5 separate regions of the Mus musculus genome follow, and regions 2, 3, 4 and 5 are each linked to region 1. The links are chromatin loops, found by intact Hi-C in ENCODE. Cell type or tissue: left cerebral cortex. All regions are shown on one strand. Each heading gives the region's core, and the rest is flanking DNA. Links, peaks and the distances in the headings are about the cores only.

Region 1 (6,399 bases), core at 917-5,916:
CGTTTCTCCCTTCCTTCTCTCTTCCTCTCAGTGTCTAACCACCAGCCTGACCCTTGATGACTCAGATGTCCCAGTGATCATCCTAGTCTCAGCCCAGACCAAACCTTAAACAAGTAGAGTGACCTGGTACGGAAGCACTGACTGATCCTGGAATGTCTTCTGCAAACCAAGAGAGGTTCCTGAACACTGGTCCATGCAACTTCTTCTAGGTAGAAGATGCCGCTGAAGCAACTCTCTGGACTCAATGTCTTAATAAGGAACACGTATCTTGATCCCTGCATGTGGGCACTGCGCTTACACAGACCTCATGTAACTCACTATCCTAGGAAGGTCTGGGGATACTGTCCACATGGCTCTATGGGGAAGAAAGGACTTGGAGTGGTGATGCTGAAGGCTACATAAGGAGGAAGCAGCAGATCTGAGTTCAAATTGAGGGCTGTTTGGTTTTCAGGTCAGTTTCCTCTAAGACACAGTTGCCATTTTAAGATACTGAGAAGAACTGATAGCTCCAAGTGACCCACAACCATCTACTGGACACAGAACATCCAGCTAGTCATTAAGTAAACATGTACTAAGTCTGTTCTGAGCCAGATCCTCTATTGGTCACTGGTGACATAAAGACAAATCACACACACACACACACACACACACACACACACACACACACACACACACACACAAATCACCCTTAAGAAACTAACTTACTGACACCCAGTAGTAATTTAAAAAGAGGAATCTTACAAGACTCTCTAGTAAGGGGAAGTTAGGGAAATCATTCTGAAAGAAATAGTACCTGGCTGAGCCAGCTCAGTCTCAAGGTATGTGTGTGTGTGTCAAGGGGAGCGGCAGAAAAGGAAAACAACAGAGTAAGATCCAACCTTACCTATGCTCAAAGAACTCACAGAACTGCAGAGGTCAGTATGATACATATACACGAAGGAGAATAACATCCCCGAATAAGATCCACATAGGCAAGCCATACAGGAAGTGTTGGAGAATTGAGACACTTGATATAGAAGGAAGGGTTAGATGACGGTGATGATGAGTCTTTGAGACAAGATGATAGCCCTGGCTAGCCTGGAACTTGCTTGATGTGTAGACCTGATGGCTTAGAACTCAGGGATTAAAGGTGTGTGTCACCATACTGGGTAGATAGATATAGATATAGATATATGATTTTGTTGGAATTACTTTGGGCTCTATCTTAGTTTTTTCTTCAGTTTCCATTTCCCAAAGGAAACATTTATTCAACACATATCTAAAACTTATGCTGAGGACAATATATTACTTCAGGCCCCAGCAGAGTAAACGATAGTAGGCCTATACAAAGGCAAAGACAGGGAGGCCTTGAGTAGACAGCAAATAACCAACATGTGAGCTCCAAACCAAATGGCATAAGAAACTAAATGATGAATTCAGATTTGAATATCAGACCTTTCAGAAAAGATTTCATTCTTGCTGCTTTTCTCTATGTATGTCTCCATTCAAGATTCCTCTCTGGTGCTTCCAATCTTCAATGTCAAATCTTTCGAGCAGTGGCTCTCAACCTTCCTAATGCTGCGACCCTTTCATACAGTTACTCGTGCTGTGGTGACCCCTCCCCACCATAAAATTACTTTTGTTGCTACTTCATAACTGTAATTTTGCTACTGTTATGAATTGTAATGTGAACATCTGTGTTTTCTGAGGGTCTTAGGCAATCCCTGTGAAAGGGTCATTGGACACCTCCCTGAAGGCATCACAACCCAGTTGTTGAGAACTACTGTTTTAAGCACTGATTTAGAGACATAAGCCACCAATGTAATATAATGCCATATAAAAGCATGAGCGGTATCGAGGGTCATGTATGCCTGTAAAAAGAGATTCCGAAGGCAGAGTAGGTAGGTTGGAGACTTACTCCTAAAACGAAATGAGAGTTTGCCAAGAGGAGACGACAAAGGCGTGGAAAAAGGCACAGAGAATACTGCCCACAGGACAATACGGAGTTTGGTCTTTATTCTCCAGGTAACGGACTGCCATTTTTAAAAAGGTATGAGCACAACAGGACCGTGACTGGAATTTCGTTTTTAGAAAAATCCCTCCGTTCTGCTTGGAAGGTGGAGTAGAAAGCTAATAGTTGGTGGCTCAGCCATGGACGCCTACAGCATCTGCATCTCAAAGGGAGGATGGGAGAGTAGGTGGTTCGGGTGGAGGAATGGAGACTGAAGGGAATCCCTCCGGAGACGTGCGTTCAGGATAAGGACTATGCAGTTCTAGGCACAGCACAGATGCCGGGAAAACCCGCCTCTCCTTCCATCCCTCGGGGGCGGAGCTCGGGCCAGAGCACGTGATGCCCGGGGCACCCACCTTTACTCAGGGCAGGCCTCTCGTTTATTCTAGGTTTCATGGGTTGCCACTTCGACCCCCAACACTTTAGCTCAGTGTTTCAGTGTGCAAGATGTCCATTCTCTTCCGAGCGTCTCTCTACGGACTTCCTAAGAAGCCTGCTTTGGGAACATAAATCGCAAAGGAATCTTTGCCCATAAAAAAGATGGCGGTGCACCGCTTGCACTGGGTGCGCAGACCCGAGGCCGACGCCGGCCCCGCTGGGCGAGGCGCAGGCGGAAGAGGCGGCTCTGAGATGACCAGAGACCTTCCTGGGTGGAGCTCTGAGGCTGGGAGGCGTGGCCTAGTCGGGATTGTGGTGTCGGATTGGTCTTCCGGCTGCTAGGCGTGGCCTCCGCAGCACCCCGCCCCTCCCTCATCGAACCGGAAGTGTCTCTCGGTCTTTCCAGCTGGTTGTCATTTCACTCGGCTCGGTCCTGAGGAGAAGGACTCAGCCGCGGCTGCGGGACCTGGGCACCGGAGGCAGTGGCGGCGGCGGCGGCGGCGGCAGCGGCGACAGCAGAGGAAGACGAGGAGGAAGAAGGAAGAAAAAGAAGAGCCAGACGGAGTCCGCAACGACGACAGCTGGGACTGCGGGACCGGGGAAAAGCGGCGGCGGCGGCGGCCCAGCAACCGTGAGGAGAAACAAAAGCCTTCTAAATTATAGTTTCCAATCAGTCTAGGGGAAAAGAGAGCGCGAGCCGAGGGGGGAGGCTTTTCTCCTGTAGAGTAACTACGGTAGCGGGGTTTTCCTTTTTGTCCATCCCCCTTCCCCCTCCCCCCGGCGGAGAATCGAACTGAGAGAACTGAACAAACCGCCCCTGGGTCCCATGAGGGAAAAAAATCCCGGAGCCGCAGAGAGGGGAAGAGGCAGAAACCGCAGGACCTTCCAGGTCGCCCCCTTGCTCCCCGCACCCCCGGGCCGCCAGCTTGCCCTTGTCCAGTCTCGCTAATCCCTCCTGATCGCGACACCCCCCAGAGGGAGAAACGGGTGTTTCCAACCCCTTTCATGGGGGAAAGGAGGCCGAGGGGAGCCCAAGAACAGCAAACGCAGCAAGATCTGCACCCGGAGCCCAAGGAACAGCCCCAGAGGCCCACACTGCACCCTACAAAAGAACAGAAACAGGACCAGGAACAGCAGAAATCTCCCTGCAATCATCTTTCCTTTAGTCAAGGCTGATTTCCTCTTTGGCAACCAGAAATTCACCTCCCGCCCCAGATAACCTAATATAATCTATCTATATATAAATATATAATATATAATGTTCTTAAATTATTCCTGATTTTTTTAACCAAGCTGCCAAGAAAAGAACGTATTCACCCCTTAATCCTATTCTAATTTTTATGTGAATCTAAACTGCTGAGGAAGACCATATGTGATTGTTAAATTTTATATATATATATTTTTACTCCGCACAATGCTTATTCTTCTATATCCATAGATGCTTGAGAAGCTGTGTTTTTGTCATTCATGAACATTTTCCTTTGGAAAAAGAAAGCGCCTATTTTACTAACCAAAGACTTGATTTTTACCTTTTTCCTTTTTTATTCCTTCCTTGAAATAAGCCCAATTGGATTCATATCAATATTTTAAGAGGTTTTTTTTTTTAGGTTCTTTTCCATTCAGAGAGACCAGAATTCCAAATCAGAGATACGTAGGGTGATAAGCTGTGATCTTTGAGTTAGCTATAAATAAGATACTTCAAGCAAACATATTTGAGATACAGGGGAGGAAAGACGTGAGACATTAGGTTGTCTTTTTTTTATTGTGAGATTCTGATCCTAAAAATAATAAATGGGGGATTACGGGTTTGGAGTGCTAGTGCAAAGCAATACTGGGAATAAATCTGCTTTTCCAGTCCGATTCCATCCACATCTGCAGCCTCCACACCATCACCAAAATGCCACCCCCAACCCTGCTGCTTTTATAAATAATAACACAGCTGCCAATGGCAGCAGTGCTGGGTCAGCCTGGCTCTTTCCTGCCCCGGCTACTCATAACATTCAGGATGAGATCTTGGGGTCAGAAAAAGCAAAAAGTCAACAGCAAGAACAACAAGACCCTTTAGAAAAGCAACAGCTCTCCCCGAGTCCAGGTCAGGAAGCTGGAATACTGCCTGAAACTGAAAAGGCAAAAGCTGAAGAAAATCCAGGGGACAGTTCTTCAGAAAACAGCAACGGAAAAGAAAAACTACGCATTGAATCACCAGTGTTGACAGGGTTTGATTACCAAGAAGCCACCGGTCTCGGGACTTCCACCCAACCCTTGACATCCAGTGCATCGTCCCTTACTGGTTTCAGTAACTGGTCAGCAGCGATAGCACCTTCTTCCTCCACTATAATCAATGAAGATGCAAGTTTCTTTCACCAGGGAGGGGTCCCTGGCGCTTCAGCTAATAATGGTGCTCTCTTGTTTCAAAATTTTCCCCATCATGTCAGCCCTGGCTTTGGTGGTAGCTTCTCCCCTCAGATCGGGCCTCTCTCCCAGCACCATCCTCATCACCCCCATTTCCAGCACCATCACAGCCAGCATCAGCAGCAGAGGAGGTCTCCTGCCAGTCCCCACCCCCCACCTTTCACACATAGAAGTGCTGCTTTTAACCAGCTGCCTCATTTGGCGAATAATCTTAACAAACCTCCTTCTCCATGGAGCAGCTACCAGAGTCCTTCTCCAACCCCCTCTTCTTCCTGGAGCCCAGGAGGTGGCGGCTACGGTGGCTGGGGAGCATCTCAAGGCCGGGATCACCGCAGAGGGCTGAACGGTGGAATAACACCCCTGAACTCAATCTCACCTTTGAAGAAAAATTTCGCAAGCAATCATATTCAGCTCCAGAAGTATGCTCGCCCTAGCTCAGCCTTTGCTCCAAAATCCTGGATGGAAGATAGCTTGAACAGGGCTGACAACATTTTTCCTTTTCCGGTAAGATGTTGTTCCATTAATATATTAAGATGAATAAGGAAGTAGTGTGGTGGAGTGTCTGTGGAATGAGAGAATCAGACTTGTCTGTGCTTACATTAGAGATCTTAGGAAATGAATCAGTTACCAGCCTTTATTTTAGCAAACGGGTGTAATTGGAAGAAAATAGTTAACTGTTTCTTGGGCCTTAATTTTTCCATTTATAATTACAGATACTGAGTAGTTAGTGATGTCCTAATTAATTATACCTTTCTTGCTTAACGAGAATTTTCCTCACTTGAGGAAGAATGGTAAAACAGTAATATGTAGCAGAAATGTATGAATTTTATTATGGAAACTAATGAATGTTTTCTGTCTAGGAAAATGACCTTTTTTTGACATTGTAAGGTAGGGAGTCACTGAAAGCAACGAGTTCCAGATTTCCTCCTGGTTATATTTAGATGTGGACCTTGCAGTCTGAGCAGTCTGAACTGATCAATTCAGCAATTCCTTTTAGACTTCTCTGCAAATTCTGACCTTTCTTGTGTCAGTAAGGACTACTAGTTAGGGAGAAATAGTACAGATGATTTCTTTGTCATGCTTAAAATGTATGTATGTATGTATGTGTGTATGTATGTATGTATGTATGTATGTATCTATCTATCTATCTATCTATCTATTTATTTATTTAGCAGTGCTGGGTATACCCGTTTCTTTTTGAATACCGTGAAGATGTTGGTTTCAGAAAGCCTGTTTTGTTTTTGGGGGGTTATTGTTTATTTTGTTTTTTGGTAGGTGATGCCTTTCACCTACTTGTTTATTTTCCAGTGTTAACACTAGGGGTGTAGATAATTAAACCATTCCTAAAAATAGGTCCAGGCAAAGATCACTTGTCTCTGTTGGTATTAGTATATCCTTTTTCTGGTAGGAATCACATTGTTTTTGAACTAATGAGCAGACAGTTTGTCTTGCAGAAACAAGGTAAAGGGAATTTCATGTCTTAGCTCAACATCACTTGCCACACTCAATTTCTATACTGTAGAACAGTCATTTCTATGTCTTTAGAAAATGTATAGAAAGTAGTAAGGTCCGTTGAGCCTGTCCTCATATTAACTGCGAAAGGTAAGTTCTGCCATTAT
Region 2 (6,399 bases), core at 686-5,685, 200 kb before region 1:
AAAAAAGTTTGGATTGCTAAGAGAGACCATCATTTCAGCTAAGTGTCTGGATGAGGCAAACTTTACTTGATCAAGAGGCTTGCTGGGGCAGGAAAGGGCAGGGGAGGGAACACACCTAGACAGGAAGTGCATTTGGTTTTTATTCTGAGGAAGGTGAATCCTGTCTTTTCTCAGTTGGCTAGGGTCCAACATAACAATCTTACTCAGTTATCTGAAAAGAATTTGTGCATAAGAAGTAGAGGAGGAAGGGGAAAGAGGTCACTGCACCAAGGAGAAAAGGCCATCAAATTCCTTTGTGTAAATAAAAAATGTCCACGGGATTCTAACATTTGCAGGTCTTACAAAGTGAGGGAGGAAAAAAAAACTTAATTTCTTCTTCTAAACACAAATTTTATATATTTTATAGGAGAGATCATATTTGATTTTTTTTTTCAAGACAGGGTTTCTCTGTTTAACTACCCTGGCAGTCTTAGAACTCGCTTTGTAGACTAGGCTGGTCTTGAACTCACAGAGATCCGCCTGCTTCTGCCTCCCAAGTGCTGGGCTAAAAGGTGTGTGCCACCATGCCTGGACAGTTTTGATTTCTTAGGTGCTTCTGTCCTCTTTGTTTCTTGGCTGATCATCAACTCATCAACTTCCCCAGCTCTCAGAACTACATCTGCTGTGGTTCCTCCTCGTCACCCATGACAACTGAAAAAGATGTGGATAACATTTACAGTGCCCTTGGCTCCGGGGAAGATGCACAGTAGGCAGTGATCCAAGATGCTCTCACCCAACATTTGCTACCCAAGAGAACTGAAATTAGAGCACAAAACAAGTAGCCACTCTCAGTTCATACTTCTTAGCAACAGCTCAGCCAGTCGCAAGGTTAAGCTGATCACAATGTGTCATGACAGCTTGCAACCCTTTGGGACATCTCAAGTCTGTTTCTACTACTGACCCATGCTGACCTCTCATGTCTGGCTCTGAGGGAGTCCTATTAGAGAGTTCAACCCTGGCCCCTCCTGGAGGGAGGGCTGGAGGCAGGGTGCCCTTCTTATAGGTTGCATTTTAGGCACACCATATCTTATTCTTTCCTCACAAAATCTTTTTTTGGTCCCCGGTCTAATTTTGTCTATTGTTGAGCTAAGTTCTTAAAGCAATTGTTGTAACTGGAAGTGAATAATTTATAGGCTGATTGGCCATCTGCACCCCGATGCCCCCAACCACACCCAGAGTATAATCTTCAAAGTAGAAACCACAACTGTTTGTTTTGACTTTGGTGCTTAGCACAATACTTGGCTAAAAGTCCCTGTCCCTTTCCTACTTGTAGAATAGCGCAACCATCCTGACAGGAATGAAGCTATGCTAAAGAGCCTTGAGCTGTGCCCTTTTGACTATCAGAATATTGAGCCAGTAGTCCCTAGTAAATCTAATGGGCTCTCTCTGAAGAAGCTCATGCTAGTAGAGGGAGTATTTAAAGTCTGGTACCAGCCAGCTGGAAAGCTTGTCGCTTGGAACAAGATTCCACACCATTCCGACAACTTTGATGGCCACTTTGCAGGAGACCATATGAACAACTTGACCAGCTTAGTAATTATGCATACCTCTCTTTTTTTTTTTTTTTCCTTTTTGGTTTTTCGAGACGGGTTCTCTGTGTAGCCCTGGCTGTCCTGGAACTCACTTTGTAGACCAGGCTGGCCTCAAACTCAGAAATCCACCTGCCTCGGCCTCCTGAGTGCTGGGATTAAAGGTGTGCACCACCACACCCGGCCATACCTCTTAATCTCAACCTCATGTTAGGTCTCTGGAAGGCAGACTTGGTGCCGTCATTAGGCCTCTCTCCACATGACCACATTGACTAGATCTCTTTCTCTGCTTTTCCAACATGTCTCATTGGTTGGCTGTTTAGAGGTCAGTGAGTGGATGAACCTGGCTTGTTAGGATTGTCATGGCCCAGGCTCTGACTTTAGCAACTCCATTAACTGTCTGATCAGAGTATACGTAGATAAGAATATATTTTAGTCCCTTTCTTAGTTGGGCTTTTATTGTTGTGAAGAGACACCATGACCAGAGCATGTCTTCTAAAGGAAAATATTTCACTGGGGCTGGCTTAGAGTTCAGAGGCTTAATCCATTATCATCATGGCAGGAAGCATGGAGGCATGCAGGCAGACATGGTGCTGGAGAAGGAACTGAGAGTTCTAAATCGAATCAGCAGCCAACAAGAAGAAACATTGAGAGAATAGGTCAGGCTTGAGCATCTGAGACCTCAAAACCCACCCCCAGTGACGCACTTCCTCCAACAAAGCCACTCCTACTCCAACAAGGCCACACCTACTAATAGTGCCACTCCCTATGAGCCTATGGGTCCGTTTTCTTCAAATCAACACAGTCACCACCTTCAGGAAGTCCTAGTATAGCAGTAAATGCTGAGGTGATCTGCCATAGTCTAATAGGAAAGTGATGCTGGACCAGGTTTACAGTCCAGTATTTCACCAATGTTGGGCCCTGTGTGTTGGCTCTTGGAACTCTGGTCCATGACAAGGTGCAGCTCCTGATGCCCTGTATGCTTGCTTTTATAACTGCTATAACCTGGACCTGTTGAGGATTGAAACTAAGGATGAAAGTGATCAAATTATGGGAAATTATTAATTATTATTAATCTAAGACTTGCTAAGGGAAACCAAAAATGCCACCACAAAACATGTACAATAATGACCATCAGAGGGCACTGTTGCTGCATTTATAGCCCAGAGCATTTCAAACCAGGCAGTACTGTTTTTAACTTTGGTCTTGGTAGTAATGTAGTTTCTGGTGGCCTTTAGAAAACTGCTGGTAAGTCTTAGTCTTAAAACTTTTCAAGGATAGAGATTTAGGCACGATGCAGACCTAGCATGTGCAGGGTCTGGGTCCAATCTCCAGCACGGAAACAGACAACACCCCTTTTCTGACTAGTTGCCCCAAACTCAGTGAACTTATGCATATTAGATATTAGGATATTTACATGAGAATAGTCAAAGCCTATGAGAAGGTGGAACCTGCACAAGCCTAAGTCTAGATCTTTCAGAAACTGGAAAATGGGATTGGTGGCTTTCCCAGGATTGTGTGAAAGAATAGAGAATCCATGGGCTTTTCACATCAGGGGGCTCTAGACTGGATTCTGACATCAGCTCATGGTGATAGGTCTTTGAGAAACTGTCAGAGCCAATTCTCCAGGATAGTAGAGAGGCTCTGCAGCCATGGCAATCCTGTTAGCAATATTTCAGATCCTTAGCACATATGTGATAACATAGTGCCGTCCTGGACTTACGCTTTGCTTAGGGGGTTCTTGGACTGACCTCCACCTTCCCCACGAGCTCCAAAGTCCACTAAGCAGGAACTGTGTTCACCGTTGCATCCAAGCTCCCAGTAAATGGGATGGAAGAACAGAAAGAATGAGCGAGTGAATGGGAAATTTACTCTTTTAAATATAAGATATGAGTTTGGATAATGCCTAAATGTCAGTATTTGGAATAGGTGGGTGCAGTCTTGGGACTTGTCTATGGCATATCACTGAACTGGTCTACGAGGCTGGACTAGGAGAAAGCTCAGAGGAGAGAATTGGGTTATTTTGGTATGACTTTTTCTTCTCCCAGCATGAGATTCCTGAAGCTATTCTGATTTCTTTGGGGTTCGTTGTTTCAATAGTCTGGTAGCCAGACTGAGGGACACAGTGTCTCTAGGATATTTTCATTTCTGGCAGGCTGGTTACAGGAACACAGAAGTCATCCTTTACCAGTGAAGGCAGGAAGCCATGCTCCTGTAAGCACAGGAGAGTAACAGTCATCTGTCTCCATGAAAGCAGCTCTGCAGCTGGCGACCATAACACAACCCCACATGGCTTCCACAGGACAGGTTTAGCTCTGGCTCAGAGAGTCAGGAGGCAAGTAGTCCTGAGCTGACCAGCAGCCTTCTCCTGTTCTCTGTCATCTAAGATGGTTGCCTGAGTGTCCTGGCCCAGAGAGGCTGCAAGGCAGGCTGGGAAATGTAGTCTTTAGACTTTTTGTTCCAGAAGATTGTTAAAAATTGGGTTCAAATTATTTAGGACAAATTAGCAAATGCGCATTGGGAGGAAATGAGTCCAGTGGACTTTATCTCCAGAATTACTGGGGACCTTTCTGGACTGGGTATTGATGTTTTGAAACTAGCGTTTAGTCCTTTGGTCATTGAGCAAGATGTGACATTTGTCACACTCAGTCATTTAAAAAGTGTCAACATGAAAATCTGAGGGAAAGACATGGGACCAGAAGGGCCCTGTGGGTGTGAGGCTCCTCAAAGGGCAAACAGGTCCTCCCTCAGTGTCCTGCCCACATGCTATCTGTCACTAACATGCTCTCTGTCCTAAAATGCTGTCACTGTAACAGAATACCTTAGGCTAGGAGAGTTATAAAGAATAAAGTGTGGTGTAACGTGAATACATAAATAAATGAAAAAAAGAAGAATAGGATGTGTCGTAGCTCACTATTCTGCCCCAAAGGCCTACAAATCCTCCACATCCCAACCCCCACTGTTTCTCAGACAGCTGCAAGCAGAGGGGTTTTCGCAGAGGGAACCTAGTGCCCCTGAATAAAGTGTCTGTTTCTGTAGGAGACCACATGTGCTGACGGTGCCTGTGGTAAAAGCTAGACTGCCTAAGTGCGCTCTGCAGGCTGGGCTCAGTTCTGGCTCAGCTTGTTCTTGGCCCCATGAGAAGTTCTTGCTGGATCTACATTGCTGTTTCTTCCATATGGAGTTTGAGCTTACTGCTCTGAGGATAGCTAGATGCATGTGTTTTCTTGGGTTGCATATAGAGTTAGGAGTCCCAGAACCTCAACACGAATATAAAACCCAGCTCTTGTCTTCATTTCAGTGGCTTTTCCTGCTAGCTACCCCCTTGCCAGGTAGCCTAAGACAGCAGTTTCTATGTGGTACACACACTACTGCAACCCTGTCTAGCTGCTAGTCCCAGTTTGCTGGTCGACCTGAGGCAGCCTGCACTTGCTCACCCCAAGGCAGGCCTGCACAGCTGCTTCTGGCCAGGTGATGTGTGTTACTTCTAGGTACGAACCTTTGATTGCCCACAGGGTTGTATACAGATTGGCAGTTCTCCCCTCTCGCCTCCCAGCAGCCTCACAGTACCGTCTAATTAAGCTTGTCTATGCAGTGCTCTTAGTCACAAGTGATGGTGCATAGCGGTTAATCAGCCCGAGCCTCTTCATTAAGGATAACCTTGAAATGAGCCCTCAGCTGTCCCTGACACACTGCAGGAACAGGATAGAACTTCTGTATGGTTTCAAGCCACTGAGCTTCTGTGTGTTGGTGTGGTTGGTTCGTTTTGTTACAATTACATTACCCAACCCAACCTGATTGTCATTTGTCTTCAACTTAGCTGGGTGGTCTTTCAACATCCTTCCAATTTGGGAGGAATTCTCCACTCTTAGAGAGGGGAGGAACCTTCCTACAGATGGTAGAAATGCCGGATACCCACTTTCCCAGCATCCTTTGCAGTTCTGGTGTGGCAGGGGTCAGCGCCACAGCTACAGTGGCATAGCATTGCTGGTGTGAGCCCGTGAAGAGCTCCTGCTGTGGGTCTGGCTCATCACTCTTCTCCGTCAGCCATCCTCGCTATCAATTCTGGGAGCCAGTGGGTGCTTTCCGTAAATTTCCTTTCACCTTGAGTCACCAGCAGCCCATTTACATTGATATGACCAAGAGCCTTAAATAGATAGCTGCATTAACCAACTGGAGGGGAGGCTGACCAGAGGCAGCAGTGAAGCAGGAGTGGAGGAAGGGACTGTCAATCTGAGATGGCTCCCTCTTCCTCTGGGACTCTTCTTTAGGAGCAGCATTGCATAATCAGCTCCAAGTAAGACCAGAGGTCTGCTCAACCTTTGCACACATGGGCTTCCTTTTTCTTTTCTTTTTTCTTTTTTTAAATTAGAGAACCATAAAGCAAAGCTGCAGCACAAATCTACCACGTTATTACCCCGGGTTCCATTATCCAAGACCCCGAGAGAACACCAGAAATTATGGCTAGTCCCTACATAATACGTCTGCAGTATTTCATTCTTGTAGATCCTTACAAGCAGTCTCTCAGCTTCTCTTTGGCACAACTGAATTGCCAGCTCCTTATCCTTAAGCCTTGGTTAAGTAACGGTCCGTGCAACAGAGGCAACTGATATCACACAGTGGATCTGATGGCTGTGTCAGCTGCTAAGTGGGTAGGCAGTGCATACTATGTGGACACGTTGGACTGACAGAAGCGTCTATCTCCAGCTGAGATAGAGTGGCCATTGCAGGAATGCATCACTCTGCTCAGAACATGGCTAATTTATTTCTGCAACTTTGTATTTAAGTTTTAGGCATTGCAACTGATTGTTGTCCACTTAAATTGTGAGTA
Region 3 (6,399 bases), core at 990-5,989, 55 kb before region 1:
AACAATAAAAAGCAAAATAAGGTCATGTGATAAATGCGGCAAAACACAAGGTGTCTAACAAAAAATGCTTTAAAAGAGGGATCCCTGATGGACACTGTACTGGCTAGTTTTGTGTCAACTTGACACAGATGGAGTTATCACAGAGAAAGGAGCTTCAGTTGAGGAAATGCCTCCATGAGATCCAACTGTAAGGCATTTTCTCAATTAGTGATCAAGGGGGAAAGGCCCCTTGTGGGTGGAACCATCTCTGGGCTGGTAGTCTTGGGTTCTATAAGAGAGCAGGCTGAGCAAGCCAGGGGAAGCAAGCCAGTAAAGAACATCCCTCCATGGACTCTGCATTAGCTCCTGCCCCCTGACCTGCTTGAGTTCCAGTCCTGACTGCCTTGGTGATGAACAGCAGTATGGAAGTGTAAGCCGAATAAACCCTTTCCTCCCCAACTTGTTTCTTGGTCATGATGTTTGTACGGGAATAGAAACCCTGACCAAGACAGACACATACACACAGGTGTTCACAGTATCACTGCTTACAAGAGCTCAAAGCTAGAAGTAAGCCAGTGTCTATCAACAGCAAGAAAATAAAACATGGAATGAGTACTGTCATCAATAAGATGTCATTCAGTCTTGTAAGGGGAAGGTGTTTTGGACCCAGCCACCTGAGCTTTAAACATGTGATGTTGAGATCAGCCAATGGTGTAGGGACAAAGAGCAGTGGTACAGAGGTACGTGGTATGTGTGCGCACTTCTAACACAAGCGCTTGGAGGGCTGGGCCAGGAGAACAGTGAGTTCGAGGGCACCTTGGGCTACATAGCATGTTCTGTGCTGGCCTGGGCTGTGTGGCTTCAGAACCTCCTCTCAACAATAAAGATAAAACCTCATTGTTCCAACTTAAATGAAGTCTCTAAACTAGATTCATGAAGACAGAAAATGGAGTGGCAACTGCTGCAGAGTTGGGCAAAGGGAGTGAGGAGGAGCTGCCTGGGGGTTGATGGTGGCAAGATGAAGGTCTGCAGGTTGGGCACTGCATGGGGAACGCCAGCAAACACACCACATTTTGAGACCATCATTATGGCAGACTAGGTATTAGAGGAGGCTATTTTTACCATCTTTTATATAAAAGAGACAGACAGACAGACAGAGAGAGAGAGAGAGAGAGAGAGAGAGAGAGAGAGAGAGAGGAGGGGGAGAAGGAATGATGGAGAAAGGGAGGGACGGATCCAGACCTCCAGGATGAGAAGCCTGTGCTACATCCTGGATTCCCACATGAATGTGAACGAGTCTTCCTGTCTCTTGCGGTGGCTGTTGAGTGTCCTGTAGGGTACTCACGGGAACCCCTACAATTGCACATGGTACACACAGGATGAAGGTGAAATATTCCCTATTGTTATCTCCAGTGCTAAATTAACAGCTGTTGGAATAAGCAGAGCAAGCGGGGCTAGCGGGGCTTTAAAGAGCCAGTGGCTCCTACTCCAAAAGGAAGAAGCCTGTAAGCTTGGTCTTGTCCCAGCCAAGTCAAGTTCCTTTTCTAACCCTGAAGTGACTTCCTGTTACCTAGCACGCCTCAGCTATCACAACTGATCATTCTTCCTTGAGATGCTGCCGTCACCTGTCCCCAGGGACAGCACTTATTTGACTTTCTTTTCCCCTCCAAGTACCTCAGTCTCCTCTGTGGCCTGTCCCCTGCCTGCCTGCCCTCTGTACTTCAAGGTGCAATGACCTCCTTTCTCTTCCCACTCATCCTTGAGACCCCAGCCAGCCTTCTGGCATCCCCTACCACAAATGCATCCAGAACAGTCCCGACTCCACCTGGCCATCCCTTCAGTCTGGACTCAATATCGTCCTCCTACTCCACGCTGTCACAGGATGTCTAACTCAACATTCCAATAGGTGAGTCTAGCATACACAAAATAAATAGCCTGTACCCAGTGTCTTAGTTAGGGTTTCCATTGCTATGAAGAGACACCAGGACCAAAGCAACTCTTATAAAGGACATTTAATTGGGGCTGGCTTACAGGTTCAGTGGTTTAATCCATTTTCATCAAGACGAGAGCATGACAGTATCCAGTCAGACATGGAGCTGGAGGAGCTGAAAGTTCTATACCTTGATCCAAAGACAGACAGGAGAAGACTGGCTCCCACATGGCTAGGAGGAGGGTCTCAAAGCCCACCCCCACAGTGACACACTTCTTCCAACAAGGCCACGCCCACTCCAACATGGCCACACTTCCTAATAGTGCCATTCCTTGGGCAAAGCCTATTCAGACCACCACACCTAGCAACTGAGATTCCCATTGCTTCAACAAAAACCCTAGTGCCATTTTTATTTTCTATTCCTCTCATATTTCACAGTCAACACACCAACAAAACCTGCCTGGTCAGCCTTTACACCATACCTCGAATCTATTCATCCAGTCCTAGGACTGCCATACTGTTTTAAGCCCTGATAGCCAACCTGTGCTAATAACTGGTACCTAATAAGTATTTTCCCTGTCTTTGACTTAAACTCACCTCTAAACAATTTATATCCCAAATAACAACCAATGTGATTCTTTGAAACTGTAAGATCACATCTCCTCTCTGACCTACACGTCCATGGCCTCTCCTTTCATGTAGGTTAAAGGACAAATGTGTATCATGTGTACCACAGCTATACTACCTAGAGGACCAGAGTGGCCCTAAGGACGAGAGAGGAGAGGAAGGAGCCTCTCTCTTCGCCCTGAGCCTGCACCCAGGGGAGGCAGGAGCACACACGCCTTCCTTTCCTCTCCGTGCACATTCCAGTTACTCAGAATGGAAATTGTAATTATGCAAATGAGAGTCTTCTTGAGGTTCTAAGTGAAGAGGATCCGTTGGTCTCTCAGATGAGTAACTAAAAGAGATTAGAGCTAACTCTGAACTCCGCCTCAGAGGGTTTGAGTACGGAAAGTAGTCAAGCTAGCATTTTGCAAGTACATAGTGGATCTTTTTTCTGTTTTAAAGTTCCCTGTTGCTCAGAACCCAAGGAATTTTGCCATTCTGCAAAGAGTTCTTCCTACGCATGGAGCCACCCCAGCAACTAAGCCGGCATGGAGATTTCTCCCCAGCCCACAATTCACCCACACACGCACGCTGTTGCTTTACGGTCTGGAGCATTGCAGTGGTGAGATTCTGTCACTTATGCACAGGCACACTCACAGTTGATATATGACTTTGCTATAAATTGAAAGAGGGCCCCAGCAACCACTTACTACAAAAACATCATTCATTTTCTTTTAGATCCAGGGATGTCATGAAAACACAGCTTGCCCAGAGCCCCACATGGTGAAGACTTGTCTTTAATGTTTCATATCTTTGGCCTAAACATTGAGATGCAACCCTGGGCCACATATAACAGCCAGCCTTCTGCATTCCTGACCCAGGCAGCTAGGTGGCTGTTTCCTTGGGAGATTTCTTTTGTTCCCCAAATCCTCGGTGTCACCTTTGGGTTCCGCATCTGCTTCCTCATTGTTGTGGAGCTGCTGATGGAGGCTGTGATTATCTACTGACTTTGGCTGAGGTTTCTAATTGGAGGTGGAGAAGCTGTCTACAGCCTCCTGGGTGGGCATGTTGGTTGACCAGTCTCACTACTGGGTTAAAACATGGTGAGCTAGGTTTGTTCTTGTTAGTTTCCCTACTAAGGAGTTGTTCAGGTTCCTGCCTGGAGTCTATTCCCCTAGCAGCTGGTGGGGATACTTTCACTCTATATAGTCCTGTGAAATACAGCTTTGTACTTTATAGCTCCTATGCAGCACGGCACCTAGTACCACTAATTCACCTTCCCCAAGGAAGAGCACCCTGGATCTTATTATGACAGGGAAGGGACATGTGATTGGAGTCCCAGTCAGGGTGAAGGAGTGATGTCTGAGTGGTGTTGATACTGATGGGGGTAATACTGATGGGACCAGCAGCAATGATGGTTTTGGTGACAGTGGTGGTGGTGAGCTGGTAGTAGTGGTGGTAGAGCTACTGGTGGTCTTAGGGGTCTAACCTGCAGCCATTATGGCTGAGCTGGCAGTAGTGGTGACTATGGTGGTACTGTGGGGGCTGCTGCTACTGCAGTGGTGACTGGGATGTACTGTGGGTGCTGCTGCTGCTGCTGCTGCTGGTGGTTCCTCCTGTTCCTCTGCCCTTTCTGTTGTCTCCTACTCCTCACCCTGGCACACAACCATTGGCACTCCTAACTCCTGTCAAATTCTGGACAACTCTGGCTTTTCTCTTAGGTGACTGCTTCCTCCAGTTGGCAAACACATTACTATTCAGCCACCTGCTTCTCCCTTTACAGAGGTTTCCTGACACAGCCACACCTTCATGTTCTTTGTCTTTATAAATGTATCCCCGCTTCCAACTCATGATCATTTCTGTGGGGTTTAGGGAAGAAGTGGGTTTTTAAATAGAAGTTCCCCACTGCCTTTGGAACAAGGCTTTATATCTTACATCTTCTTTTCAGATTTCCTCTTTTCATTTGATTTTCTATATAGAGAGTAAGATCCTTCCCACATGTCCCGGGCAAGCTTGGATCCTGGGTCTCCATTTCTCAAAATCTGAAGAGTCTGGGGATCTTCAAGTTTTGAGGATTTTTAAAAGAAGAATTTTTTATTTTTTTAAAAAAAGCATGCTTAAGCAAAGTTTTGGAAAATTAAATCCAATTATAAACATTTACATTTACCAAATATTTGCTTCCAATACTGAAAACAAAGCACAAAGCAATATAATTGTGCACTGTTCACAAGATAATTACAGAATTTATTAAATATATTAATTCATAATACATAGGCAGAGTAGCACAGTAATGAGATGCGAGGCTGAACAAGGGTGAACTGGAGTGATGGATGTGTTCTTTGCATTTCATTTCAACTCATTTAGACGCAGAATTAGCCTTCAGAGTCAGGATTTCCATAATGACAGTGGCCCTGCACGTGCTCCACTCAAGCTCACGTGCCTTGCCTCAGCCAGCTCCAGACAGCACAGCACAGCTTCCCATAGGCAGTGAGCACTTAAGTTGCCTGCCTATGAGAGGCAGTGCCGTGTGCAAAGGTCTGCAGCCTGCCTGCTTACAGCAGCCGCTTCTTGCAACATTGGCAAGCTTTGCCCATGAACACGTCTTGGGACTGAATGTCCTCTTGGGCCCTGACAAGAAGACAGAAAGGGGATTAAATGGCTGTCTTAGGTACAGTTTCATTGCTGTGAAGGGACACCATGACCAATGTAACTCGTATAAAGGAAAACATTTAATTAGGCTGGCTTACAGTTTCAGAGGTTCAGTCCATTATCACCATGGGGAGAAGCATGGCAGCGTGCAAGCAGACATGGTGCTGGAGAGAGCGGAGAGTTCTGCATCTTGAAAGCAGCCAGGAGGAGACTCTGATTCCACACTGGGCAGAGCTTGAACATAGGAGATGTCAGAGCCTATCCCCACAGTGACAAACTTCCTCCAACAAGGCCATACCTACTCAAACAAGACCACATCTCCTAATAATGCCACTCCTTATGGCCAAGCAGTCAAGCACATGAGTCTATGGGGGCCAAACCTATTCAAACCACAATGACCAACATGGCTTCTCTTCCTTTAAGACACTTAGTGCTACTGGGAATTCCACAAAGCCTTGGAACCTAGCTGGATATTTCTCTTTGCAGCATACTCTAACACTTAAAGAAATACAGCCGGGTGTGGTGGCACACGCCTTTAATCCCAGCACTTGGGAGGCAGAGGCAGGCTGATTTCTGAGTTCGAGGCCAGCCTGGTCTACAAAGTGAGTTCCAGGACAGCCAGGGCTATACAGAGAAACCCTGTCTCAAAAAAAAACAAAAAACAAAAAACAAACAAACAAACAAACAAAAATACAAAAGGGGAAAATCTGCCTGCTTGCTCAAGAGAAATATATCAAGCTTTGCTTTGCCACATTTTCTCCCTCTCAGTATTGTCATAGGTGTACAAGTATGTGCGTGCACACACACACACACACACACACACACACACACACACAGAGAGAGAGAGAGAGAGAGAGAGAGAGAGAGAGAGCACGTGAGAGAGTCAGCTTGAAATAAAGCAATTGGACCCGATCAGACTTGGATTCAGATCCCATCTTCTCTCTTCCCTTTAACAAGTGCACAGACTTAGACCGACTTGAACCCTTGACAGATCCTCTGAGCTACAGTTTTCATGAATACGAGCAGAATAGCAATGGTATCAATCGCATATATTATTTCAGGATAAAATAATGCAAAATAATACATGCAGAATTATGCTGGTCACAAGTACAGCTGTTTAGTGTTCTTGGAACAGTAGCTGAACTCCTTCCCTTGACTCCCGAATTTAGCACGTCTTTATTAAGTACAAGGCAGCAGGGAACAGATGTGAACAGAGCCAGATGTGGACATTTCCA
Region 4 (6,399 bases), core at 723-5,722, 100 kb before region 1:
TAGGGAGGTTGAGAACCACTGGCCGTAAGTGAATGTGTGTTATTGACATGGCATGGCTTGCACATCTCATTCACACTGCTGTTGTTCTTTCCCTGGCTCTCACCGCACACTGAGCCAGAGCACCTTGTACCCTGTCACGTCTTATTTAGCATTTTTATGGGATCAAAACTTTGACCCAGGGAAGTGGAATGGCCCAGGGCCATACAAGGAGGGAGCCGCTGAGAAAACTGGTGGAAATCCCCAAGACAAGACAGCATGTGGTGCTCTGCAGGTGGTCAGTTCTCATCTCTCCACTCTGGGCCTAAACCCCCAGCCTGTGTTCTCAAAAGGAAAGCACTCCTCCCAGCGCCTGCCTCTGGCTTTCTGAGCTCTCTCATTCTACCCAGCTTCTCAGTAGACAGTTCCTGGCACGGCAAGTTCACTAGACACATTACCTTTTGTTACCCCTTGTCAAAGTGAGATGCTGAAGGTCACGTGGTCTAATTCAGTCTACAGCAGGGACTAGCAGACACTTCATCTTCTATCTGAACCCTGGCTCTGTTAGTTTCTCCATTGGGCATGCTCAAAGAGTGGCCATTAGTCAGTGAGAACTGCAAACGATGGGCACATCTGCTGCTGCTACCAAGGCAACCGAGTGTGGGCATCAAAGCACTTGGAGCTCTTTAGTGTTCTCCCACTGTGAATCTGCGGTTGTGTGTGTGAATCTGTGGTCATGTGTGTGGATGTGTCTGTGCATGTGTATGCATATGTGTGTGTGTTTATGTGTGTGCATGTGTATTCATGTGTGTGTGTTATACATATACCAGTGCCTATCTACGAATGCCAGAGGAGGATACCAAATGTCCTGGTCTGTCACTGCTGCCTTCTTCCTTTGAGCCAGGGATCTATACCTGAAACCAGAGTTAGGCTGACAACTGGCACCCCTCTGATTCTCCTTTCTCAGCCCCACACCGTGCTGCTGTTATAGGCACACAGCCACATTCACAGCCACGCCAAGTTTTCTTGCTTTTCACTTAGGTATTGGGATCTGAACTGAGGTCCTCATATTTGTGGATCCAATGCTCTTCTTAACCACAGAGGCATCAACCAGCTACTTGGTCTCATTTTGTAGGGGTGACATTCTAGGATCTAGAACCGAGACCTTGCATCCACATGGTCAGGTTTGGGATTCCAATGGACAGGGTCTGTGACAACTGCTACCAAGGAAATCGTGTGACTCCATCTTTCATACGTGCTACTCACAATATTTTAGGGTTTTGAGTGTTTCAGAACCCAAAGTTAGTTTGTGACCTCCAAATCTGTCATTTCCCTGAATTTGACCATGACTATTTTTTCCCCCAGGCAGGGTTTCTGTGTGTAGCCTCTGCTGTCCTGGAACTCACTCTGTGGACCAGGCTGGCCTCAAACTCAAAGAGATCCACCTGCCTCTGCCTCTTGAGTGCTGGAATTAAAGGTGTGTGCCACCACTGCCAGGCTTGACTATGACATTAAAGAAGAATTCTGAAGTCTCCAGCAGAACTTGCCTCTGTCCAATCAATCTACCACCCCCTGCCCAGCACCCTTCCAGTCCTGACCCCATTGCACTAAGCAATCCCCCAAACAGACGGCACCCCTCCAGCACACAGAAACCTCCTCAGCTTGTACAGTTGGACACTGCACCAAACTCTGGGGTGGGACACAGTTGGTTTCTACCTGCATTTCTTCCTCTTTTGTGTTGATATTCTGTTTCTTCTGGGAAATATGGCAGGTTGGAATGTTTTTTTCTAGTTCTCCAGTCTCTTATACTGGATAATGTGTTCAAACCACTCAATGTCCCATTGTCTCGACATCAATGGATTTATCTCTCATGACGCTGACATGGAGTTCATCATGGTCACCTGTGCAGCTTTCATTTCTGATGGGTATTTTGGTTTGGATTTCCTTTTTTTCTGATGGTGCTGGGGAATGAACTCAGGACGTTGCATGGACTAGGCAGACTAAGCTACAGCCCCAGCTGTATGGCTTCTTGTTGTTGTCATTTTTAAACTGACATTTACTGAGGGATATGGGGGGGGGGATGGGGATGGGAGGGGAGGGATGGTTCATCTGTGGAGGACAGAGTGGAGGACTAACTTGCAGGAGTCAATTCTTCCTTTCAACATGTCAGTCCCAAGGATGGAACTCACACCATCAGGGTTAGCAGCAAGCACCTTACCCAGTGGGTCACCCCATCGGCCTTGGTTTAGATCTTTCACATCCCCTCAAACCTCCTGTGTTGATGAGTTACTATCCAGCTGCTGGGCTATTGGGAAGTTGTGGGACTCTTAGGAGGTGAGACCTAGAGAATTTAAGACATTGGGGACAAGCCCTTTGGGGGGAATATTGCGATGTTGCCCCCCCTCTGTGTGTGTGTGTGTGTGTGTGTGTGTGTGTGTGTGTGTGTGTGTGTGTGTGTATGTTTTCTTCCTATCTTTCCTGAGGTACCTTGTCATCTTCTTCCATGTACCCTTGTCATCGTGATGTACTGGGCTGTCTCCCATGGGCCCTGGATGATAAGACCAAGCCACCCTGGGTTGTAGCTTCTGAAACCATGAGATAAAATGGAGTTTTCTCTTTTCAGGGTGGTTTTTTTTGGGGGGGGTGGCACTTGTCACAGAGATGGAAAGCTGAGTGGCACCATGAGGAAACACATTTGTTGTTCAAGCCAGAGAGAGCATGTGAAAGAGACCCACCCACATTTGACCTCATCCTGGAGCCCAGCCCAGTCCGTTTGGCTGGTGTAAGCATAAGAAATACAAACCCCTGCCAGCATAAACCTCTGAACCTAGAGCAGATGCCACCACTCAGTCCAGCCTGGTCCATTCCAGGCCTAGGCCCCTCCACACTGCTGTCCTGCTGGACTCTGACATTTCCTTTCTGTGCTCAGTGCCTGGTAAGCTAACAGCTGGCTACAGAGTTTCTCTGTGGCTAGTCTCAGATGCCCCGCCGCCTCTGCTGCCTCCCTCAGCTCAATTCCCAGTTTCCAGGAATAAATCTTTCATTAATTTGTCTTAAAATCCCACACTTTCCATTCCAAACCCTGGATGCACATGGATGAGCCTAATCCCTGAACAGACAAAATGAGGATTATAGTGTTGCAAGGCTGTTGTGAGGGAAATTAAATCACGGGGCATGGCTGGCCTGGCTGTGAGTTCCTGAGATCTGCGGAGAAGCTAGCTTTCCTGGCTGATCACATTACTGCTGACATTGAATGCAGAGGCAGACACACATAGAAGCACCCAGCAATGCCTGCAGATCGAAAGGCCCCGTGTTTATGCTTTCTTCCTTTGACATTTTGATACAGCAGAGTACAGCACCCAGTGCCATGGTGACAGCGACAGTCTCTATAAAAGTCTCCAGCCTGCTTTCAGCACACCTACGGATGCAGTGGGAGGTGGCACAGATCTGGACCAATAGAGAGAAGGCATGTTTAGCCTTGGCCTGGTTACAAAGAACATTTATTTTTCCTCTTTGAAATGGACCTTCCTGTCCCGATTCAGCACAGACCAGTGTTGTGCTAATGTGGGTCAATTTCCCATCAGCTCCTCGAAAGAGTGTTTTTCCAGTCTCTCCTGGGGCAAAGGAGAATCACAAACCAGATAAGGCCAGTCTCCACGTTCCACAAGGCCCACAGAGGGGACAGCACTTCAGGGGTGGGGGAACTCAAAACAAGTAATTCTTTAGATACTTCACCCGAGGCAGCATGGCTCTTGAAACCCTATGCCCGCTTTGTGCTGGCCCTTTTCTTTGTGAGCCTTGCCCCAGAAAGGCTGAGTAAAGGCCCTTGAAAGACACCACCAGTGAATCTGTCTGTGCCTTTAAGAGGGTCCTTGAGGAGGGACAGTTAGAGAATCAAGAAGCTGACAGCCAGATGGCACTCAACAGGATGACATGAATTAGGCAGAGACAGCCAGCCTGTGGGCCACCTGTCTTGTTGCCTCTGGCCAATAGCTACTGGTGGACTGGACTGTCTGACCTACAGGTCTCACTGTCACGGCAGTGAGAAACTGACTAAAGTCCTGAACTGAGACTCAGAGGCACCAGAACTAAAGCCTATGGAGTGAGGTGGCCTCATTTTGTACCTGTAGACCTGGCCAGCCTGTCTTGTCACCTCCCTTTGAGGCAGACCAGAGCTCTGGAGGTTGTGAATATCCAATTCATATGAACACATGACATATGCTAGTTTGTGTTTGACAACTTAACACAAACTAGAGACATAGGAGAAGAGGGGCTGCCAATTGAGGAGCTGCCTACATCAGATTGGCATGTGGGCACGTCTGCGGGGATTTTCCTGATTACTGATTGGTGTGAAAAGGCCCTGCCCACTGTGGGTGGTGCCGCACCTAGGCAGGTGGTCCTGGGTGTAGGATAGCAGGCTAAACAAACCATGGAAAAAAAGCCATTAGCCAGCATTCTTCTGTGGTCTCTGCTTGAGTTCCTGCCTTCAGGCTCTACCGCTAAGTTCTGCCCCTGACTGTAAGCTTCAAGGCTGGAGAGATGACTCAGAACTGACTACTCCTGCAGAGGACCCTGGGAAATTTCCAGCACCCACATGACAGTTCATAACCGTCTGTAGCTCCAGTCCCAGTGGATCCAATGCTCTCTTCTGACCTCCATGGGAGCCAGGCATGCACATGATGCACCCAGACATGAATAATAATAAATAATAAAATCATAAATAAACAAACAAATAATAATTATTTTAAGAGTTGAAATAAACCCCTCTCTCACAAGTTGGTTTTGGTGTCTGTCACAGCTGCAGAAACCAAACTAAGAGACATAATAATGTTTTTTTTTTTGTTTTGTTTTGCTTTTTGAGCACTGGGAATTTAAGCCAGTGCTTCATTGAACCCAGGGCATCATGCATGCACGCAGGCTCTCTACCACTGAGCTACAGTACCAGCCTATACTTTTTTTATTTAACTCAAAAGGTACAAAGTACATGTTTAGGGAAGCTAAGGTCCTGGGAATTTGAAGATAAAATTCCTGAATCCTAAACACAGTTGTAAGGATTTGCTTCCTACTCCAGAGTCCTGTCAGTTTCCAGATGACAGTGGCATAAGCCACACAAAGATTCAGACAAGGATCCGCACTTCTATTCTATGAGAGGACTCTTGATGTGGACAGTCAGGGACTAAAGCGGTGGCTTTCTGGTCATCTACTGTCTTGATGTCCCACTATGATTGGGAAAAGTCTTCCAACATGAATGCCATCTCATGGTTAAAAGATGCTGCAGCTCCAGCCCACAGGTCCACGTTCCAAGCCCCAGGAAGGAAAACCGCACAACGGGGTGCCTCTCAGAGGAGTCAGCACTTAGAAAAGCATTTACTAGAAATTTCTCCCGATAACGTCCATTCACATTTTTTAAAAAAGGTTTGTTTTGGCTTTTAGTGTATGTTTGCTTGCGTGTATGTCTGCCTGTGCACCGTGTACATGGCTAATGAGTGCCCATGGAGGCCAGAAGAGGGCATCTGGTACCTTGGGACTGGAGTTACAGGTGGTTGTGAGTGGCTGTGTGAGTGCTGGGAACCAAGGTCCTCTACAAGAGCAGCCAGTGCTCTCAACTGCTGTGTCATCTCTCCAGCCCCTGCCCCCAAACACATGCAGTTACATTTTATTAAGAACCTCCTCCACCAAGGAAGATTAGGCAATTATTGAGCAGACCGATACCCCCAATAATGTGAAGGTCATGTCATTTCTGGCATAGCCAGTGTCCCATTCCTTTGATTTGCTACCATAGGGAACAGGATCTTGGAGGTAAAGGAAGAATACATCAGGAAATGTGGAGGCTGGAGAGGGCTGAGCCTGAGGGTGTAGATGTGTTTAGTCCCTGTTCTGTTAAGTGTATTACCAGACTGTTAAGACTCCCTGGAAAAGTGGGAGGGGCTCAAGAGTCCAATCCTTTCCTGTGGGTTTGTGTTCAGGTTGAAGGAGAGACATTTTCTTCAGTGGTGTAGCCACTAGCAATGTATCTATATGTTCCTGTAAGCCCTTACCTGTTATCTCTTCTATTAGGAACCATAATGAATTGTATTGGTTCAGTGTGTGTGTGTGTATGAATATACATACATACATACATACATACATATACATATATATATGTATATATACACATGCATACATATATACATATATGTGTACATATGTTCTTACATATGCACATATATGTGCGTATATATATATATATATATATATATATATATAGAGAGAGAGAGAGAGAGAGAGAGAGAGAGAGAGCACATGAGAAAGGTAAATAGGAATGGGAAGAAAGGGATTAGGGAACATGAGAGAGAGCAAGAGACAAGATAGGGTAAGGGGTGTAAAGGATATATGATTGAAATATATAGGTTTAAGAAACCATCATAACAAAAACCACTATTA
Region 5 (6,399 bases), core at 806-5,805, 110 kb before region 1:
GGAAGGAGTCTTTGACCTAGGCTCCCAGGAACTGGTGACCCATGCATGTCCCTCCGTAGAGAGGGATAGGTCATTGATGGTAACCAAAGCAGTTGCAGCCAGGAACATGTCTTTGGAGAGGCCCCAGGGCAAGGACAAAGGCACTGGCTGCTAGGTGAACCTGTTACTACAGATGCTGTGTGCAAATTAAGAACTGGCCACAAACCTGTCTCCAGGAGCAGCCTGTGTTCAGTTCTCCTGGGCTCTGTGAGCTGTGCACCTGCTGAGCACCTGCTTGTCCACTTCTCTGATCAGCCCATCCCTCTGCCTTCTTCAGCCACTGACTGTCTACCTGATCTTTCTGCCTTCTTGGCGCCCTCTCAGCTACACCAGCACACCCATGTCTGCTTCTTTCTTCATTGAGACCCTCATCACCGGAAGGCTGTGAAAGGGTCAGGTCTTGGCACCGAGTGGTACAGAGTAGGTCATACATAGCCTTGAGTGAAGGTATGCTAAGTGAATGAGTAGACGAATGGATGGAAACACAGATGAGTGGGTCAGCTTGAACAAGAATGCTACTCCCAGTCTGACGTTCAACCTACAGTAAGGGGTTCCTTTAAGTTACCTGGAACAACAGCCCCTGGATGACACCCTGGAGGCCCTGGATGGACTCCAGAGGACACAGTTCTTCACAGGGCTGGGCACAGAGTATAAGTCCATAGTGGGCACTATTATAATGTACAGATGCTTGCTTGACTTACCATACAGTTATGTCTTCATAATTCCATGTGATGGTTTGAATATGCTTGGTCCATGGGAAGTGGCACTGTTAGGAGGAGTGACCTTGTTGGAGGAAGTGCGTCACTGGGTAGGTGGGCTTTGAGGGCTCCTAGTGCTCAAGCTCCACCCAGTATGGAAGAGAGAGTCTCCTGGTTGCCTTCAGATCAAGATTGAGAGCTCCCCCAGCACCATGTTTCTCACCATGAAAACTGATTAAACCTCCGAAACTGTGAGCCTGCCCCAATGAAATGTTTTCCTTTATAAGTGTTGCTTTGGTCATGGTGTCTCTTCATAGCAACAAAACACCCTATCATAAGTAGAAAACATAAGTTGGAAACACACTAAATCCACTTAGCCTTCCAATCCCAGCTCAGGAACACAGCCTGCTGACCCGAGGCTGCCTGGGAGCTGTATCCTGCTCAGCTGTCTGCCCAGCTTCTCAAAGGAGAATTGTACCACTTACAGCTGGACTGGGGAAAGATTCAGATTCCAGCTACAAAGCATCTTTCTTCCAAATACACATGGCTTCCATGCTGTCACAGCCTCTGACAGTCTCTAAGCTTCACTGTCCTCAGTTGGAGACACTCTGTAGCCAAATCTCAGCCGTGGCATCCCCTTATTCTGCACGTCCCAGGCTATGTTTCTTACTCTTTCTGAACACTTTTTCTATAAGTACAAAAGAACCATTAAGGTTAGCTACTCTCTGGGATATGGTAAAGACAGAGATGGAGTAAGGTGCTGACACACAGGAGGAACTAAGTATACAAACATCACCACATAAAACGTGACCCCAGCCCCTCTGAGGACTGGCTCACCTGGGCATGAACAAGCTTATATGGAATTCTATGCCACCTCAAGCCCCCCTCCCACACCGCTTGATGTATATCATCCTCAGCTAAGATTCTGGAGTTTGAGACTCCCTCCCATCCCTCTCTTTTCTGCCTACATCACCACCTTTCCTTGACCTCTAGTTATGGCCATGAAATTAGCAGCCATGCTGTGCAGTGAAGAAGAGGGGGTTCCTCGACTCAGGGCTTCCTTCAGACAGCTTTGTCCAGTTCTTACTGGGGAAACAATGAGAGAAAGATCTCTGTGTGCTCTGCAGAGCAGCCGACTGGCAGCTGCAGTCTTCTCTTCTAGCAGGGACTTTTCAGGCTTCCTTTTTTTCTCCTTTGAAAACATGGGAGCAGGCCCAGCCAGGGAAGCAGAGCTGAGCCTTGTTCTCTAAAGCAGTGCACGGAGTATGCTAAGCTCCCAAGCCACATCTCCAGCTCGAGAGACTTTAGGGAGCTGGAACTGTGTTGTATCCCCAGTGCGGTTCTGGTCACACAAATCTACGTTTAAATTTTGGATTCCCTGGAGTCTGATGGAGTCACTCGGGTTTGATGACATCAGGACATTTTAAAGCTCCCTAAATAATCCATCGTGCTGTCAAATGAGTCAAACATTGACATCAATAGAATTTAAGTCTGTGCATCTGGCCCTGTGAACACGCAGGGGTGGTAGGTAATAAAGCTGGGGAAGCGACAATGGCCCCAGGCTGAGCCCAAGTCCTCCAGTGTGCGGAGGTGGAATGAGGAAGAAGGGATTCAGTTGTAGGTGTAGAGGCTGAAAGAGCCTTGCCTCAACTAACACCAGCTCCAGCTGTTGATAAAAAGGTTTTCTCTGGGTCCAGAGCAGATGGAGGATCCAGATGGGTTCCTGAATCATCTCCTGCACGGAGGAAGCAGCGTAGCCCTGCTGGCCCCTTGACCTTTTCTCAGGGGAATCAATTGTGGATTTCCAACCTTCCAACCTGGAAGATAATGAATCTGTGTTGCTAAGACACCGGGCTTGTACTAATTTGTGACAATAGCAGGAGGAAATGAGAACACTCATGCTCTGCCCGAGCAGGCTCCTAGTCACAACTTCCTGTGTGCCTCCCTCCTCCCCTTCAGCCTGTGTGGAAGGCCTCATCCTGTTTGAGCACTAGGTGGCCTTGGGTCCTCCACTTGGTGTCTTTGACACAGTCCTCTCATTTGCTAAAAAACCTATAATACAATAGACGTCACCTGCAGCTCTAAGGGTAAACGGGATGACGTCTGGAAGGTCTCTTAGCAACCATGCCTGGCATGAAATTGGTGCTTGATGCTATTTTTAGGCATGGAACAGAATTCTAAAATTTTTGTTCCTGCTCTGGATGGGGTCCCAGCCTTCCCTGAGGGGACAGTCCCTTTCTGAAGTGCATAGGCTGAAGAGAGCTGACTTTCTCTTTCCCACCAGCCCCAGGGCCTCACAGTCTTGCCTGCCACCCTGACAGCAGAGAGAAACTCAACTAGCGGCTCAAATCCTTTTGTTGCCATTTCTTAGCTGAATGACCTCAAAGGAGTGAGCCCACCTCTCTGAGCCTTCTTGCCTCCTTTGTAGAGAACTCATTGTGCGGCCTGGCCCAGGATGTTGGTGTAAGGGTGAAGTATGCTCAGTGTGACTGGGTATATGGCAGGTGTTCAGTAACCAGATAAACTGTCAGTCTCCCTAAAGGAGGAGGGGCTTCCTCTGCCCAGGTTTGGGTGCTTCCAAGTCCCACACGGTTTGCAACCCCATGATAATAATGATTTCTCAGGCTTACAGATTCACTAGGGCTTCAAATGGGATTATAACAAAGAGGTGTCTTGAAGCCTGAACTCTATGGCCTGGAGTTTAAACTCATCAAATAGATTCCAGAAGAGCCTTTCCCAAGTAGATTGGGTAGGCCCCAAGAGCCCAAGACTTTCTGGAACTTTCAGAAGCATCTCCCACTGAGGCTTCCCGCAGAATCCAATTTTTCACGGTAAGCAAACAAGACTCTCAATGGAGCAAAAGAAGAGCATTTTACTCTCGATGCCAGCTGCTCAGACCCATGCAAGTGAGTTCCCGCTTCCTGCCTGGACCTCCAGCTTGTTAGATTTAAACAAATGAAAATATTAAATGCTCAATTTCAGATAAATAACAAGTAATTTTTAAGGAGTAAGTAAGTCTCAAGTACTGCATAGGACATTTAGCTGCTCCACCTTAACCATGCCTGCCAGAAACTTGTAAAGTCAAATTCAAGGCCCCGCTCGCAGGGGAAGTGAAGTTGCTGAACTCTTTCTCAGGCAAGAATGTGACAACCCAAACTCAGAATGTCTCTATCAGATGTGCCCCAGTTCTGAAAAGCAGCTAGGGACCCTTCATCTTCAGCATAAGAATAACCAGTGTGTGCACGGGTGGGGGTGGGAGGCCAGAAGACGCGTATTTTGGTAGTAATTGTTGCTGCCTCCCAAGCTAGTCAGGGACTCAATTGTCAGAGTTACCCAGAGGCAGATGGCCAGGCTCTAGAGTTATGAGACTCTTAATTCCCCCCACCCCTCATCTCTTTCCACAGTGACATTTGCAATATCTGTGAATGAAGTTGCATAAAATGCATGTGCAGGAAGGTGCCAGTAGCAACTATCCCTGTTTCTTAGTCCGTTTTCTGTTGCTGTAACAAAGTACCCGAGTCTGGTAATTCTAAAAGAACAGGTTTATTTGGCTCACAGTCCAGAAGCTGAGTGGTCTAAGAATTGACCTGGCATCTGGTGAAGGCCTTGTGCTGCCTCCTGAATGGTACATGGCACCTCATGACAGACGGGAAAACACAGTCTGGTTCTTCCCTTTCTTCTAAAGCCATCAGTTCTGTCTTGCTGGCACCACTCTCAGGCCCTCATCTGATACTAATTGTCTGCCAGAGACCTCACCTCCCATGATACTGGCATATAAATTTGGGGTGGTGTGGGGAGGCAGGGTGAGTTTATAGCACTTGAACTTCAGAAAGACACATTGAAACCACCACATTTTAGGCATGGATTTCGTTGTCAATCATTTTAGAATCTGTGTTTTCCCCAGCAGACGGGATTGTTCTCTAGAAAGAGGCAAGATGGGAACTCCTCTACACATATATATAGTTCCCAGGTGGGCACACCTCTGTTTAGTGTTCAGCAGGCCCATTGTTACAGGATATTTACCTATTTACCAAGAAGCCATGTTGGAACTTCAGCCTCTTGCCTCTTGGAGGCAGATTCCAGGGTCCCAGAGTACAACATGCTTTCCTGCTTCTGCTGGCGCTGGGCTTGGGAAGGCGCTCCCACACATTCTCCGCCACACTAGGTGGCCCCTGTGGGGTGACCTACAGGTAAGGTACGGAGGCAGGCAGCCCCTATGAGGAGATGTCTCTGCAGGTCTTTCTGCAGAGGCAGAAACAGCAGCTCAGAGCAAGGACTGGTGTTGAGCCTCTGCTGCATGCCTGCAGTTCACATCTTACTGCTCAGAGCAAGGCTTTCTTCTTGCTGCTTCCAGGAGCCACAGACACAGGAGATTAAAATAGTCTCATATCCACGATCAACCCTGTTCCTCCTCTTTGAACCGCCTGAAGGTTCTTAGCCTCTGTCAAGGTACACTCGAGGTCAAGACGATTCTTTGCTGCTGGGGCTACTGTGTTTGGAAGCTGGGGCTACCATGTTTGGAAGTGTCTTAGCCCCTAGATGCCAGTGATCCTGCCACTGTTTTTTGTTTGTTTGTTTGTTTGTTTGTTTGTTGCCATAGCCACAGAAATGGCCAGCTCTCTCAGGGAAGCTGCATGGCAGAACTGGCCTGGCTAAGAGGCCATGCCATAGAACCGTCACTGCTAGGAGTTGCTCAAGAATCTTTTTAGACTATTTCTAAGCCTTTATTTAAAAACAAATGCAGATGACTTTAGATGTATACAGTTCTTGACCAACTTGCTTTTTTGCATGACAATAAATCTTGGTCCTCATTCTGTATCTGTGCCCTGAATGTCTCCTGGAACAACTTCATGCAATCACTGTCTTCTGTGGCCGATGCTTTGATTGGTGGACTTGACAGTCCCCTGACAACACCTTTGAGTTGATCCTCTCCTAGGGTTTTGCTGTTAGCACCCTGATCTGCCCCCTCAGCACCCTTGCCTGAGCAGGGACTAAATTCTTTTGTGTGTGTTAGTGAGTATTATAGAGGTTATGCACATGTGTAGACATGCATTTGGCATGTGGAGGGAAGGTGGACCGCAGCTGTCTTCCTCAATTGCTTCTCCACTATTTTTTTTTTTGAGACGTGGTCACGCACTGAATCTGGAACTCACCGATTGGCTAGCCAGTGAGCATGGTCTTCCAGCCTCTGCCCCACCCCTGCCATCTGAGCTTGGTTTTGTTGTTTGTTGGTTGGCTTGTTTTTTACAGGGAGGTGGTGGATTTGATCTCAGATTCTCAAGCTTTATCAACTGAGCTCTCTCCCTAGCCCCAGGGCTAAGCTCTCGAAGGGGGAGCATTGGACTAGAGGTATGTGCATTTTTAAAATTCTGAGTGGCTACATTGTTCTCGAAAATGGTTTGTACCCAATTTCTCATGAATGTCTTCGTTAAAAGCATGCCATATTTATGAGCATATATTGTGTTGTGTGTTCTAATTCAATTCCTACTACCATCGATCGTGCTCTGCAGTGCCTGACTTTATTCCCATCCGGCAGCTTGTAAGTGGCAGAAACTGGAGCCTCCCACCTGATCTGTGCATTGAGAGTTTATAATCTCTCTCTGAGGTCTGTCTCTTTCCCCCAGGTTCTAGTGATGACTAGAGTACTTGACCCACTATCATT

The links. Peaks named below come from ENCODE experiments on the same cell type or tissue, not always from the same donor. Only the 100,000 strongest peaks of a DNase experiment are listed, where the experiment ranks them.
Region 2: it touches region 1 in a loop (4-fold over the local background); 21 of 42 quality-filtered maps call a loop at or near these places.
Region 3: it touches region 1 in a loop (5-fold over the local background); 5 of 42 quality-filtered maps call a loop at or near these places.
Region 4: a loop joins it to region 1, with 4 times the contacts of the local background. A loop is called at or near these places in 4 of 42 quality-filtered maps.
Region 5: a loop joins it to region 1, with 4 times the contacts of the local background. A loop is called at or near these places in 6 of 42 quality-filtered maps.

The regions. Positions count from the first base shown.
Region 1 is chr11:31,868,129-31,874,527 of GRCm38, forward strand. It overlaps Cpeb4 (cytoplasmic polyadenylation element binding protein 4), which reads left to right and starts at 2,812. Exons shown (of 10, transcript NM_026252.4): 1 at 2,812-5,284. The coding sequence starts at 4,160. In left cerebral cortex, for the core only: CTCF peaks have their summits at 3,356 and 5,073 (motif pointing right); DNase peaks (open chromatin) are centred at 2,305, 2,659, 3,281, 4,364 and 2 more places; H3K4me3 peaks cover 4,203 bases; H3K27ac peaks cover 4,384 bases.
Region 2 is chr11:31,672,906-31,679,304 of GRCm38, forward strand. No RefSeq gene overlaps it. Among named protein-coding and RNA genes, the nearest start is that of Bod1, 4.2 kb to the left of the region's middle. In left cerebral cortex, for the core only: a CTCF peak has its summit at 2,704 (motif pointing right); DNase peaks (open chromatin) are centred at 2,729, 3,893, 4,731 and 5,679; H3K27ac peaks cover 1,174 bases.
Region 3 is chr11:31,813,250-31,819,648 of GRCm38, forward strand. All of the region lies in intron 1 of D630024D03Rik (RIKEN cDNA D630024D03 gene), which reads right to left. Among named protein-coding and RNA genes, the nearest start is that of D630024D03Rik, 8.1 kb to the right of the region's middle. In left cerebral cortex, for the core only: a CTCF peak has its summit at 3,428; DNase peaks (open chromatin) are centred at 3,040 and 4,977; H3K27ac peaks cover 2,127 bases.
Region 4 is chr11:31,767,746-31,774,144 of GRCm38, forward strand. No RefSeq gene overlaps it. Among named protein-coding and RNA genes, the nearest start is that of Gm39674, 20 kb to the left of the region's middle. In left cerebral cortex, for the core only: a CTCF peak has its summit at 5,476 (motif pointing right); DNase peaks (open chromatin) are centred at 2,817, 3,394, 3,908 and 4,482; H3K27ac peaks cover 3,413 bases.
Region 5 is chr11:31,757,383-31,763,781 of GRCm38, forward strand. No RefSeq gene overlaps it. Among named protein-coding and RNA genes, the nearest start is that of Gm39674, 9.3 kb to the left of the region's middle. In left cerebral cortex, for the core only: a CTCF peak has its summit at 2,750; DNase peaks (open chromatin) are centred at 2,069 and 2,812; H3K27ac peaks cover 2,240 bases.